Regions from separate parts of the Mus musculus genome. Here region 1 is linked to region 2. A link is a loop called in an ENCODE intact Hi-C map of the cell type or tissue named here. Cell type or tissue: left cerebral cortex. All regions are shown on one strand. Links, peaks and the distances in the headings refer to the core of each region. The heading gives the core; the rest is flanking DNA.

Region 1 (7,607 bases), core at 3,354-5,853, 270 kb before region 2:
GGAGGGGAAGAACCCAGAGTGAAACCTCCGTAGCATGGGATGTTTTGTGGCTCCTGCTAACAGAATGATGGTTACTGAGTGAGCAGGAAACGGAATGACCAAGGCAAGAATCGCATTTCCAGGGCCCTGGGGTTTGGCTCTCCGCGTTACGTTAACTCACACGACCCTTTCCTTCCTTGAGGCGCCATCACCCAACTCAACAGTTACGGAAAAGAAGAAACCTGATCCCAGGAAAGCTAACAGTCACCCCTAAAAAAAAAAAAAAAAAATCGGTTTTGCTTTTAAGTAAAATCAGGCTGATTCTCAGAATCAGTGCTGGATAAGAGGCTGCCATGCAGCTAAAACTCGAGGGGAGACAGAAACATATTTTGAGACACGGTCTAATGTAGTTCAGAAACGGCCACAAACTCGCTATCTAGCCACGAAAGGCGTTCTACTTCCCAAATGCAGGGATGAGGGGTAACACCACCGCAAGCACCAAGAGAAGATCATTTTAGGAGCTGCTAAACATACACTACTTAAGACCGAGGGCCCCGCTGTTACGCAACACCATCCAGAGCGCAAACTTCGTGACTCACTTCCGTATTGCACAAGTTACTTCATTATAAAGAATATTGAACACAAGTGTGCAATGTGAAGATGGCTGGCATTCAGATCACGAATACGTAACATCTATTAGCTTAAATACTACCATAAATAACTAGCACCCACCAAGGATCCCAAGTTCCTGTCTTTTCCAAATGGCTAGGGTACATATAGCTCAACCTTCCTATGTATGACAAGCGAGGCAACTTCTTGTTCACAGCTCGCAACACCTTCCCTACCACTTTTCCCTAAGACTGGGGAGTTAGGCAAAGCCAATTCCAGAGTAGCCTCTGGGCACTAGGTCCGCTTCTCCTGCCCACGGTGATGCGACGGGGCTCTCCCAATCCACCCGCTGGGTTCCTCCGGCTCGCACATGGCCACACAGGTGGCCTGCGTCACGCTCAAAGTTGGAACTCGTCCCCACCCAACACCCCCTCGGTCCCGCGACTACACAGCTCTCTAGATTACTCGCTTTTCACCGACTTTATTGGCTGCGGACTGTGGCGGGCGGGCTCTGCACCCGTCTGTCGGGTTCACTTGCTCTTCACCTTCTGGCTCTCCGTCTTCTTGGGCAGCAGCACGGCCTGGATATTGGGCAGGACGCCGCCCTGCGCGATGGTCACACGGCCCAGCAGCTTGTTGAGCTCCTCGTCGTTGCGGATGGCCAGCTGCAGGTGACGAGGGATGATGCGCGTCTTCTTGTTGTCCCTCGCCGCGTTGCCCGCCAGCTCCAGGATCTCGGCCGTCAGGTACTCCAGCACCGCCGCCAGGTACACGGGCGCTCCCGCGCCCACGCGCTCCGCGTAGTTGCCCTTCCGCAGCAGCCGGTGAACGCGGCCCACGGGGAACTGCAGGCCCGCGCGCGACGAGCGCGACTTGGCCTTGGCGCGCACCTTACCGCCCTGCTTGCCTCGCCCGGACATGCTCGACCCCGCGCCTGGAACTCCAACACCGGCTCGCTCAGTTCCGGGACGACGCGCGCCACCCCGGAACTGCCTCGCCAAACTGCAGCCGCTGCCGCCCGTGACAGGCAGGTACCGTACCCAATCAGCTCGCGGAAGCAGAGCCCCCGCCCATCCAGATGTCTCCCAATCAAAAGCTCAAATTTCTAGTCCTAATTTACATAGTTCACAGGCATCCTCAAACTTGTTGGGATTGGCTGCCAGGATGTAGTTAACTGGGTGGTTCGAGTCTGCAATCCCAGCACTAGGGTAGCCGATACAAGATTGCCCGGAGCCTAAGGTCAGCTGTAGATATTCCAAGATCCATACCAGCCTAATAAGGAAGGAACGGAGGGAGGGCAGCGAAAACGGGGAGTTAAGCAAAGCCATACTTGGTTCAAATCAGTAATCCTAGCTTTTGGAGGGAGAAAGAGCTGAAGTAGGAGGATTACCAATACAAAGACAGCCTGGGCTACTTTGTGCGTTATAGACCAAGCTAGGAAGTGAGACCTTATCTCAAAAAATAAAAATGATGGTGTTGGCATTTCTTCTAGGCTCCGCCCCACAGTTACCTGGCAGCAGCCAGGTGTGCCTGACCCACTGTAAAAGAAGCTGCTTGCCCCCCCCCACACACACACCCACACTTTTCTCTTGCTTTCTTACTCTCTTAGCCCTCTGTCCCTTCTCTCCCATTCCCCTACCCCTCTCTCCACGTGTTCATGGCCGGCCTCCACCCGCACACCCCCTCGGCCTTTTCTCTCTCTCTCTCTCTCTCTCGCTCTCGCTCTCGCTCTCGCTCTCTCTCTCTCTCTCGCTCTCGCTACTACCCCCTCAACTCACCTCATGCCCTAAATAAACTACTATACCGTCCTGTGGCTGGTACCTCAGCATGGGCCGCACCCCCTCTACCCCCTACGTGCACAATAACGCTCCTCCACCAAACGTCCCCGGCTTTTTTTTTTTTTTTTTAAATAAAATACAACAGTAAGCAGACTATGGTGTTCAGTGCCTATAAACCCAGCTGATGCAGGAGTATGGAGAACTTGAATTGAGCCTGGCCTAAGAGAGAAACTACCTGGAAACAATCAAAAACCGGAAGCCCAGAGAAGAGCACCTCTGTTCCCTCATACCATACTCATGGAAATTAGTCTCCAGTATAGCCAGGGGCGACTTTCAAATCTGACTATCTGACTCCAGGGTCTGTGCTTGTGAGTGCCACAGCAATTCCGGCTCAGCCATAGCTCCTTGGCTGAATTCTGCCCTCCTAGAACGAGCTTTCGTCATCTGCTCCTTGACACACCCACCTGGAGAGCTAGCTGCAAAAGAAGCTTTGTAGGTTTTCTATTTGTTTTAGTTTTTGAGACTTTTCTTCCTGTAGCCCTGGCAGCCGTGGAACTCACTATAAAAACCAGGCTGGCCTTCAACTCAGAGATCTGCCTGCCTCCCTAATGCTGGGATTAAAGTTGTGTGCAGCCACCAGCCTGGGACAAAAGCTGGTTCTTTGGCCTGTCCTACCTATACCACATGAGGCTGGTCTTTGGACACTGTTGCTGCTCCTGGGGACAGTCCCTTCCTTCTCAGGGCCTCGAGGCCATAGTCACAGACTAGGCAGGAATGCAGTCCTTGTGGATAGCATGGATGAATCTGATAGGATATTAACATTACGTGGCTCTGGGGCTGTGTATGAGCCGGAGAAGAACCACTGGATTCCAGAGGGGAGGACCCTTCGCCTCTGCCTGCCTGCCTGCTGGAGGTTGTCACTTGGTGCTCCATCGAGACTTTAGATTACTCTTAGGCCAAGACACTGGAAACAGAATCCCTCAACTTGTTCTTATGATTCATATGATAGGCCCTTGACATTTGAAACAAACTAAAGTGTTTTTCTTCCACTGTTTCACTCCGGTACTTCAGTTTACTGCATTTCTGAAATTACACAACTAAGTAATGTCAAACGCTGATTAAATGTCATGTAGGTTTTTTTGTATCCATTTAATTAAAATATCATAAATTTACCCTCTCCTTAGTCTAATTGCGATTTTATTTAAATAAACTCCACAGAACCAAGTGAAGTGGGGCCTGTCTGTGATCTTAGTATAAAGGAGGCGTGGACAGGAGAGTCAAGATTGTCCATCGAAGATTGTCCATCGTTAGCTACAGAGAGAGTTCCCACCTAGCCTGAGCTACATAGGATCCTGTCCCAAGATACAAAATATTAAACACACACAGAGAAAAACCAACCCCATGTACTTCTATCTATGTACATCTTTATTTCCTAGCACAGTAATGAGCTAACCAGGAGCTGGGGTCCCCCATACACCTTTGGATCTGAACAATATACTCCACCATCAAGGAGGTATCCCGGAGCCAACTTCCTCAGAATCCTGGCTGTACCACCTAACAGCTGACTTTCATATACTATCTAATGCTCCTAAGCATTCGATAGGTTATATATTCTAAGTCAATGTGTATGGAAACCTCTGGTGCAGTTTTGGGGAAGAAAGCTCTAGAATATCTTCTGTAAACCATCTTAAATGTATGTTTATGGAAAGGTCTCTTTGCTTTCTTTTTGCTTTTCTCTCTTTTTTTTGTGTGTGTTGTTGTTGATTGTTTGTTTGTTTGTTGACACACAGTTTTACAAATTTGAATAAGTATTCTGGCAGCAGCTTTCATTTTGGTAAGAATTCTGAAGAGCAAGGGATTTAAAATCATGAGGTAAAATTCAATGATTAAGGCTTCTTCCCCCTCCAGCTATCCTAGAGCTCAATCTCTAAGAGACAGGGAGGGGACAAACAAATGAAATGCTGTTTGAGTTGTGGAACTAATGGGAATTGTAAAGTACTACAAACTAAACGCATTTATCCTGCTGCCTTTTTCTTTTTTTTTAAGATTTATTTATTTATTATATGTAAGTACACTGTAGCTATCTTCAGACACACCAGAAGAGGGCATCAGTTCTCATTACAGGTGGTTGTGAGCCACCATGTGGTTGCTGGAATTTGAACTCAGGACCTTCAGAAGAGCAGTCAGTGCTCTTCACCACTGAGCCATCTCTCCAGCCCAAAACCTGCTGTCTTTAAAAACGAAACAAACTTAAGGACAGTCCTGTTATTCGGAGTCATGCTTTTGACTTCTGGTACTTTACAAGCTATTTGAGTGGGGAGGAGGGGAAATGTATTTGAGTCTGTCTAGCCTAGGCTGGCCCCAGCTCTTGGCAATCCTGCCTCAGCCTCCGGAGAGCCTAAATTACAGATGTGAGTCACCAGGTCTCTTTTAAACGCAAGCAACAAGGACCTCGGATCTAAATGACAAGTTACAATAGTTCAGCTAAGTAACTATAGGAACAATTGGCTGAAAAGCGAATACCAATGTGTTTGCAATGCAGGAGCAGAAAATCCATACACTGCAGAAACAGTTGAAACCAAATAGGAAGTGGGAACTAGCATAATTTTCTTATCGTGGCCACAAAAGAAAGGCACTAAAACACTTCTATCCCCTCAAAAGACTCTCTCGTGAAAATGTAAACTGCTTCGGTATAAGACCTAGTAAGCTAGATTTCTATTGCTAGCTTCTTTTCATTTTCACATTAAAGTTGTGTAAAAACAAGCATGCTGCTTAGAAAATACCGAATCAGCGTGCACTGAAGATAACAAGCATGATGCGCCGTTTTTATTTGTGCTAAAAAAAAAAAAGAGGAGAAATAGATTGTTACCTTATATTATTTAAACTTTCAAATGTGCTAGGGTTCCTGGAATTTGGAGAGGGAACCGAAAGGGTTTTATGGTTCTTGGGAGACAGCAGAGCACAAAGAGCCAGGGGGTGGAGTCTAGAGCTCCGCCCACTCCTTGCTGTTTTCAATCAGGTCCGCTCCCAGGAAATATAAGCTCTTGCTCGGCGGCGGATTACTGTAGTTTCTCCTGTCTCTTTATTAGGTTGTTTACTAATATGTCAGGACGAGGAAAAGGCGGCAAGGGTCTGGGGAAAGGTGGCGCCAAGCGACACCGCAAGGTTCTCCGCGACAACATCCAGGGCATTACCAAGCCCGCTATCCGGCGGTTGGCTCGGCGTGGCGGCGTGAAGCGCATCTCGGGTCTCATCTACGAGGAGACTCGCGGTGTCCTCAAGGTTTTCCTTGAGAATGTGATCCGCGACGCCGTCACCTACACCGAGCACGCCAAGCGCAAGACGGTTACGGCTATGGACGTGGTGTACGCGCTCAAGCGCCAGGGCCGCACTCTGTACGGCTTCGGCGGCTAAGCGAGCCCTCCTGTGCCTAGGCCGTTCCCTTGGCCGGCTTCCCCCATCCACAAAGGCCCTTTTCAGGGCCCACAAAGCATCAGAAAGGAGCTGTGGACATTTGTAGTTCTCACTAGTTATGAGCGTCTCATTACTTTTTGTATTTGGTATGCTTTGTCTTGTATGCAAATTGAGCTGCCTGGGTGCACTTTTTCATTGGAGGACTTGGGCTGGTGGCCCCGCCTACCGCCTGGGACCTGCTCAGAATGCTTGCGGAGTGGTCTGCGTGAATGAGTTTTTTTAGGTGTCTGTTGAGTTGACAGCCCCAGAGTGCTAGGGTGCAGCCTCTGCGGACGCTCTAAAAAGGGGAAAAAAGCTCCTGTAGAGACAGTGGACCTGAATGAGGGCAGGTGTGGAGGCTTGGAACCCCACAATAAAGTCACCCTGTAGCTTAAACTTGGCTTTCTCAGCTGTAGCTGTTTCTCTGCCTTAAGCACGTGGGTTTGGGGGAAGAGGAGCACTCGGATGTCTACCATTTAGTTCAGGCTGGTATAAGTCTTTCGGTGGTCCTTCTGTTTCAGCTTCCACAGACCATATGTGTCTCATTTAAGTCTTCAGAGTAGGTTAGTCACAGCCCTTGCTGCTCCTTCAAAGTACTTGTATTCGATGCTCCATACCCAGATGGGTTTAACTCTGGATCCAGGAAGTCGCTTCCTTAGGCCCCTGGACTCAGGTCTGCTTACCGGCTTTCTGTACACATTACTCAAAACGGTAGTTTTGTTTTTCAGATCTCTAGGTTTTTACATCTGATGTTTACGGGTCTTCTCACTGGCTGAAGAAATAGGAGACTGTTCCTACAGTTCCTGGAGCAGGAACCTGGCATTTCATTAAGATATGGTTATCTCGTGTTCAATGCTTTCTGTGTGGCAGAAACTTGGTGCGGTCTTTCAGCAGATTTATTTTAAGTGTTGATAGTGAGTACAGCTGTGGATGAGACAACGAAGGCTAAAATTTTGGAGCCTAGATTTGAACTCTGCTCTGTGCGATTTTACACAACCTCGTTTTATGTGCCACTGGTGTTTTTGTTTGTTTGTTTGTTTTGTTTTGTTTTGTTTTTTGTTTTTGCGAGAGTCTTCTCTGCCCCTGTGGGCTGACACTTCACTTCTAGAGTCTGAGCATACATAACACTGATACCATTAGTCTAGTGAACTCATTTTCTTAAAGCAAGTGAAAAATGAGATGTTTATTTTTCTGTCTTGAGAAATATTTCAGTTACAGTTATATGGTTTTTATTTTCTTATAAAGTCACATGTTCTATCAAACTATGAAACACAAAATGTAATAATAATGATTATCACCCCTCTTTTAATCTGAGTTTTGATTATTTGAGATAATCAAACATCTATAACTATTACTAGCAAAAAGAAATGAAACAAAAAAATGAAACTTAAATATCATTTATTATTACACAAATAACAACAGCAACAAAAGTATTTGTGCATTCACTGTGGAAATCATTTCTCTCAAAAGGCTTAAATTAGAAACTGCCATGTCACCTGCCCGGATGGAAAGTTACTTAGTGGTAAGAAAAACAGAAATCTTACACTGACAAGATGATGGACGGGACAGAAATCACTATATTAAGCAAAATTGTGTGGGAAGCCGCCCTCACATTTGCCATTATAAGATGGCGCTGACAGCTGTGTTCTAAGTGGTAAACATAATCTGCACACGTGCAGGGGCAGTTTTCCCGCCATGTGTTCTGCCTTTCTCGTGATGACAACTGGGCCGATGGGCTGCAGCCAATCAGGGAGTAATACGTCCTAGGCGGAGGATAATTCTCCTTAA
Region 2 (7,607 bases), core at 3,314-5,813:
ATATGCTTTGTGTTCGGTGCAGATGACTGGGCAGACAAACAGGCTGACCAATGCCCCATCTAGCAGCTTTTAAGATGCAAGATATGTGGATCTAACTGACGTTAGATGTTAACTAGAAAAATGGGCCGTGGTTAAAGGACAGAAATCAGTGTAGCAGCTGTCAGTCTGTGGCCACTGAAAGGTCCTCATTTGCACCAGCACAGGGAACACTCGGCCTGCAGCCATCCATCACTCGGAGAAGCTTTATCTCCCTCTTTCCCTCTTTGTTTGTTTGTTTGTTTGTTTTTAAGTATATCTGAAAGACTCAGCCAGACTGCATACAGCTGAAGCATTTATTACAGCTACACTTCCAATCCTGTGATAGCAACATTCCATTCAGGATTGACTTACAAATATATACGTCAGCATGAATTATGTGAGAAACTCCCATTCCTGTCCTGTGACACTCTGATCTAGTCACATATGACAAGGGATGTGGAGGTGGGGAGAGAGAGAGAGAGAGAGAGAGAGAGAGAGAGAGAGAGAATAAACTAAAGAATCGGAAGATGCCGATCAGCTCAGACAGGAGATTTGTATTTAACTGCATTCTTCATCAATGAACTTTCCCCATCCCAACATTTCCTTTTGAGACGCTAATTTTTAAAAATAGCTTATGAGATAAGGTAAACAACAGGAAAGGAGAAAAAGAAGAACTGATAATATATGGCTTCAAGAATTCAGTTCCCAGAATATGGACCATGGCTTCAATTATCCAGCATAACATCTAACCTGTAATTCACAGAAATTTTGAAAATTTTTCCACCAAATGAAAAATAACCTGAGGTCTACTTTATGCTTATAAGCTGTAAAAATGGGAAACGGCAATGAAAAATTTAGCAATAATATTCTAAGGTAGCCAGAATAACTGATAGATAATCTTATAAAGTATGAGAGTAAATTACATACTGAGCAACAGAAGGCAGAAAAAGTGACTGCCAGCGTAAACTACTCGGGCACTTCAACCTTAGCAGTAGTTTTCTACCATATTAAAAACCAAATGGCTGTCTTATGGCATTTTATTCAAATACACATATTTTAAATAGTACACACTCCCCTCCCCCATCCTTATCCCAAGATCCTTACTGCTCAGACGTGAAAAGGAAAGTGACAGAGATGGGAGCCAGTCCCTGCTTCTGCCACACTGAGCACACGCTTACAGAAAGCAGGGCTCACTCTCATACTTATCACCTTGTTTCTGTTTGGGGGGCAAATGCACACGAGTAGATGATTTATATAAACTATCATTAAGATTATCAATAATTCATAATTTTACTTGAGTTTAAATTACAAAAAACATTATTTTATTTAAAAATATATAAGCAAGAGTAAGTATAAATTAAAGTTCATGACAAGGCAGCAATCTTAAACTATTAAGTAGCAGCTTTAATGTTCCAGTGTAGATCTTCAAGAAAAATCAAAAAAGGAATAAAAGTAGATGCATTTCAGGAAAACTCAAAACAGAATTCCATAATGCCTTAGAGGCTGAGCTCTGCAAAAAAGTCAACCAGGTCTGGATACTAATATAAAATTCTTAAGGTCATAAGTGATCTTATTTCAAAGTTTTGTTAAACACAATACTTTATTTATTAAATACAATTATTACAAGTAAATTAAATAAATTTATACTATGAAATAAGTACAAAATAAAACTTCATGTATAGCCTTTTAATATGTTGGGAGAGTAACTTTCTTCTCTTTCTGTCCCTCCTTCCTTCTCTCTCTTCCCTTCTCCTTCCTTGTCTCCCTCCCTCCTCCTCTTGCTCTTTTTTTGAGCCACGATCTCAGTGTGGCCTGCTATTGGTTGCCCCTGGCCTGCTAAGTAGGCGAGGCTTGCCTTAGGTTCCTGACCTCCAGTCTCTGCCTCCCATCCTTGGATCACAAGCTCAAGGTTCAAAGCTACACAGGCACATGTGATTACAAATTCAATTTGCAAAAATGTAATTTGCTATTTTAGAAGTTGCTTTAGAATCAGACGTGGTGGTACTTGCCTCTAATTCTGGTAGGCTGAAGCAGGAAGATTACAAGTTCAAGGCCAGCCCAGGCCACAGAACAAATGTTCCAAGGCCAGCTTATAGTATATGAGACACTGTTTTTTAAAGATAAAAATAAAAACAGAGGGGAGAAAATAAAAATCGAAAAGCGTAAAAGATTACAAAATAAAAAATAAAAGCTCCTCTATCAAAACATACATAACTAACTGTTCTCTACTGTATCAGTCAAGAATATATTTAAACTACTCTATTAACAAAGCAACAGAAGTATATGACAGCATTCAGAAAATAATTTAGTAACTACTATAACATAAGCACTGCTTAAGATAAAACTGTTCTACCTGAATTATGTGAGTGGAATGTCATTCCTGCTTTCGGGAGTGCGCAGCAGCACACGAACCTGTGATCCAAGTACTGGTGAGGCAGAGACTAGAGGTCAGGGGCCTCACATACTTAGCAATCTAGGCACAACCAACAGCAGGCCACACTGAGATCACAACTCGAAAAAGGAGAAAAGAAGGTGGGGGGGGGGAATGAGGGAGGGAGAAAGGAAGAGAAAGAAAAAATTATTCTCCCAATTTGCTAGGAAACCATGATATTGTAGTTTAGCAAACATTTCTGTTTTACAATGCTAAACACCTTTTTCAAATTTACAATTTGAGTATTAACAATTTTAAATATGTACAATAATGCTACTTACCTAAAACAATATTTATTCTAGGTACCAGATTGCATTAGATTGACCAAAAAATGTACAGGTCTATATGTGAAACTACTCTGAAATTTAAAATCTAAATCCAAATGCCAATTCGAACAAAAAGTAACCTAAGGAAAAGTACGACACTATATAAATGTGTGTGTTTGTGTGTGTGTGCATGTGTGTGTGTGCATGTGTGTATGTGTACACATATATTTACTATAATTAGTGAGCATGTGAGACAGCACTGAAGCATATAACAAAAAAACAATATTTTTTCTATGTTTTAATGTAGCAAATTACCATTCTTTTTATAAAACTACCATAAAAATCTCATTTTAAAAGTCAGAAAATCATAATCTTTCTAAACAAGGCTAATTAATGGCTTCTTAAAAAACTCTCAATATACAGTTTGAATTTCTACAAATATCTAATGAATTAATTATCAAATACACAAGGAGCATTAAATTCGGCATGGATCAGAAAAGCACCACTGTGGTGATCCAGTGTCCTGACAATGACAACAAACTGGTGAGGAATCACAGGAGGAATTTAACCTTTGACCTCACCATCCCAACACACGGTTTCTCTAACACAAGCTTACAGGTCTTAGTAAACATGCCAACTTTTTCACATGCGAGTTCTCCTTCCTATCCAAGCTTGGTCATGTTCTAATGTTTTCTAATTGTAATGCTTAAAGATCAAAGCTTCCTGGCTCTTACCTCTGATCCTGGTGCATGTGACAAGTCTCCTCACTGGCACACTTGCTGCCTATGCAGCTTCAGGGATTGGGTTAGCAGCCATTTTGAGACAGCTGCACAGTCTCAGTTGCACAAAAGTGTAATTAAGATGGCTGCACTGTGCACTGAAGAACTCACACAGTGAAAACTCAGCCATGGAGCAAAGCAAGCCCCTCCCACTTTGTCAGGCTGCAATAAACTGAACACAGATAGCTAATGCATATACTGCAACAAACAATGCAGCCACTTAGGACACAGAAAAGAAAAAAGAAGGCAGCAAGCCAGTTTTGCAACAAAATGCCTGGGAATCCGGACTTGCAATACAGAGTCTGGGCACATTCCGATCCCAAACAACTTGAAATCCAGGCCACGTATTAGCAGTAACAGAGATAGAGCCAAATCACGCAGAGTGCACACCAGGGAATTGCCTGAAAGCAAGCCTCCATTTCAGTCCAGAAAAGAGAGGAGAAAGCCAGTCCCTCGAACCCCACTCAAGAGCCCCTTTTTCTTTCTATTTACCTTTTCTATTTTACCTTTAATGGAACACGGCCATCACAAGAAGAGTGTCAAATCTGTCTAAATCCTATATTCATTTGATCACGTTGATTTTAATTTTAAAAAGCTAATTAAATTGTTTTGACAAAATCTAAGCTTCAAAAGTACTCAATCTAGCAGAATGGTTAGACTTTACAACCACATTTTTTAGTTGGAATGATACAGTCTTAAAAACTAAGGTGGTAACAAAGCATATTTTAATAAGTTCCCATAAAATTAAATATCTCTTTGTAGTCTGAATGTCCTGAGTACACTCCCAGGATACACAGAGCTACTAGTATAAAGTCAATGGTACTAGTATAAAGTCAATGAAGACCAGAGACTCCCAGGGAAGGGGAACCGGAGGACAAAGGGTGCAACCTAGTCCGGAAGTGGGGAGGTATAATCAAGCCACATCTGAGAACACCCCAGCAAACTTGGCAGAAGAAAGGCCCCAAGGCACACAAAGGGCCTGTTCTGCTTCTCAGGCTCCAGCAGCTCTGGAGCCAGGCTCCTCCATCCTTCCGCACACGGGTTCAAGCTCAGTGTTCTTGTGTTGTGCTATCTAAATGTGGGCACTTACTACGACTGTTTAAGGCATAAGAGAGGTGACAGACAGACTGGCCGCAAGAGATGATAATTCACGTGTTTCCTTATCTCATTCTATTTCTGTATACACTTGATATATTACATATACATTTTTTTAATTACTCAGTCTTAAAAGAGACATTATTCAAGTTTCCATGAGATGAACTGGACAATGTCTGTGAAAACTGTCTTAAAAGCTATATTAGAAAACAAAATAAAATAAAATAAAAATAAAAATAAAAGTTACAAAAAAAAAATTAGTCTGGGGGGGGGGGTCAAGCCTGGGCCTTGACCATACTACATGCTTCATATCACTGAAGTATGACACCAACCCTTGTTTTGTATTTTTTTGGGACAATCTCACTAACCAAAACCCTGAATCCACAGTACATTCAAGCTGCCCTCAAACTCGCAATCCTCCTGCATCTACCCCCCGAAGGTATTTGTGATACCTTACCTGGCCAAGCCACAGGAGCCTTAGAGCATTGTGGCTGAGGATGGTTTCGTTTATTCAATAAAATCAAGATGTTAGTAAACTACGACTGTTCTGAATAGATGTGCTCACAGTATAGCTAACCTGATAAACCTTGGGTACTATCTCAATTGTTACTGAGTCTAATGGCAGGCTTTACCACCAATCTGTGATATCCATAACAGGCTCAGAGACTAAATAACAGTCAAACTTCAATAAAAGCTGAAAAATAACCTAGCTGTACACTCATCCATACAGTTTTTAGCCAACCTGTTTAGATACTGGGTTTTCTCCTTCTAATAAAAACAAGAAAAGAGAATATCAGGCTGCTGTCGTGGCTTATACCTTTTGTTCCGTGTCCCAGAAAAACAACAGTCCAACTCAACAGATAAATTCTAGTCTAGGCTCGTCTGGATTCAACAGGTTTTGTTTGGTTGAGACAGTCTCACTCTTTAGACCTAGACTAGCCTAAAACATATAGCATTCTTCATGCATCTGCCTTCCAAAGTCCTGGGTTAACAAACATGGGCTAGAACACCCACCATTCAGAACTAACACTAATGGTCCTCTCCTTAACAGCCAACCCTCTTCTCCTCACTGTGTCCATCATCCAAACCTGAGGTAACTGCTCTCAAGATCTCTAGCTCTTATCTCCACTTCATTGACCACACTTCAACACTCTCTCTTCACATACCATGTAAAATCAGAAGATCAGAAACTGCACCTTAATTTGTCTTCCATTAGAATATCATTTTTCTATTCAATAGTATAAAATTATCTCAACTCACACAGTACTTTGAGATTCTCATTATTCTGCTTCTGACATAAAAACTCAGCAAACTGTGCATTTTGTGAACCTTCACTTACAATGTCTCTTTTTTTCCTAATTTTCTCCTATAAGACTACAGTTCAGAGTTCAATGTGGTAAAGAATGTGCTTTTATACAGCACATTCCCATTTTTAGTGTTTTGAGAAGGACTGTAGTGTCTACTGTTTGCATAGAATAATTGAGTTCTAAGACAGCTATAGAAATATTGTTTCAACTTTGTATTATTACTGTTCAATTGTCATTATCATCATCGTGTATGTACACGAATGCACATATTCACATATGCATATGCCCATATGAGCACATATATGAGCACATATGCATGCCCATGGCTTTTGCATGGATATTAGAGGACTACTTCCAGGAGTTCTCTCCTTCCAAAGTAGGTTTCAGGAACAGACCTAAGGTCAGGCTTGTGTAGCACTGTTTCTTAATTAAAATATAACAGATTTCATTATGACATTTTCACATAATAACTTAATTACTTGTTTTTAAATTCTATTAATATTTCTAAGTCTAACATGGCTTAACTTAATGTCACAAGAAATCTTTTAGGAAATTTTAGATGAGATTATTTACAAAGCCACATCATTTATTTGTAAAAATAAATGACTTGGAAAGAATTTTAATTGGGTAACTGGTTCCTCGACAATCTCACATTTCATCTCACAAGGAGAAAATAGCATGCTTTGTCACAGTCTTCTCATCTCATCACGACAGTGATGCAGACATGTCCCAACTACAACCTGCAGTCAGGATGGCTCTGCTCTAAGAATCTGGTCTAATGAATTTGTAAATGATAAAGTAATATCACAATCAAGAATCTAGATAGCCCTGAAAACAAGAGTTACAAACCAATTTTTATATCCAGAACTATAATCATTTGCAAGAGGGAAGAAATTCACTTGAGTCAGCTACTATAATTTTTATTTACCACATTAGTGGAATAACGTGTATAAATTATTGAAAACTTCTTTTGAAAAGGTATAAAAGGGCTCTAACATACACACTACATCTTCATGGCTTCACTAGCTTTTCTAGGTTATAATTCAAACAATGTAATGTAATTTTATTTCTTAGGTTACTGACCAAAATCCTAAACAAACTTTAAACACAACTTTCCACTTTCTCATGCCAACCCGCTTCCTTTTCTGGAGGCCCTGTCCCTCCCTCCCTCCCTCCCTGCAGCAATTACAGAAGGCAGAGCTGGGCCCACTTACTCCCTGGGACCTGAATCAAAGGGCATGCATCTCTGTCCTTGTCCTCGACTCCCTCAAGGCAGTCTCAGTAAAAACTTCTTTGAGGATATCCAACAACCTGGGTTTAGTCCCTGGGGCCCACACAGTGACTGGCAAGAATCAAGTCCCTCAATGTCCCCCACACCCATTAAATAAAACACATGATCCACTCCATAAAATAGAATAAGCTTGTAATTAAAAAAAAGAAGAAGAAAAGAAAACTAAGATACAAACTGAAGATACCTCATTTCATCCCCTTAATCCTATAAAAATTATAAACGAGAAGTTTTGGTTTTTGGTTTTTTGGTTTTGTTTTGTTTTGTTCGGTTTTGTTGTCCACGTTAGGCAAATTCTCTACCGCTGAGCTTTATTCCTAGGCAGTCAGGAGAGGTTTTTCCAAGGCGTAATTTCTTTTCTTTAAATGAAAGTAAGATAAAACAGCTAGAAAGATCTGGAAGGCCAAAAACGTATTTCAAGAA

The links. A loop is a pair of places that touch in the nucleus more often than their neighbours do. Peaks named below come from ENCODE experiments on the same cell type or tissue, not always from the same donor. Only the 100,000 strongest peaks of a DNase experiment are listed, where the experiment ranks them.
Region 1: a loop joins it to region 2, with 2.0 times the contacts of the local background. A loop is called at or near these places in 2 of 42 quality-filtered maps.

What each region holds. Positions count from the first base shown.
Region 1 is chr6:136,802,241-136,809,847 of GRCm38, reverse strand. H4f16 (H4 histone 16) reads left to right here and starts at 5,417. Exons shown (of 1, transcript NM_175652.3): 1 at 5,417-5,855. The coding sequence starts at 5,469. The coding sequence ends at 5,780. It overlaps H2aj (H2J.A histone), which reads right to left and starts at 1,600. Exons shown (of 1, transcript NM_177688.4): 1 at 1-1,600. The coding sequence starts at 1,508. The coding sequence ends at 1,119. In left cerebral cortex, for the core only: a CTCF peak has its summit at 4,458 (motif pointing right); DNase peaks (open chromatin) are centred at 5,390 and 5,674; H3K4me3 peaks cover 943 bases; H3K27ac peaks cover 1,320 bases.
Region 2 is chr6:136,528,896-136,536,502 of GRCm38, reverse strand. All of the region lies in intron 1 of Atf7ip (activating transcription factor 7 interacting protein), which reads right to left. Among named protein-coding and RNA genes, the nearest start is that of Atf7ip, 14 kb to the right of the region's middle. In left cerebral cortex, for the core only: no CTCF peak of the experiment used is centred there; DNase peaks (open chromatin) are centred at 3,825 and 4,418; H3K4me3 peaks cover 1,311 bases; H3K27ac peaks cover 1,616 bases.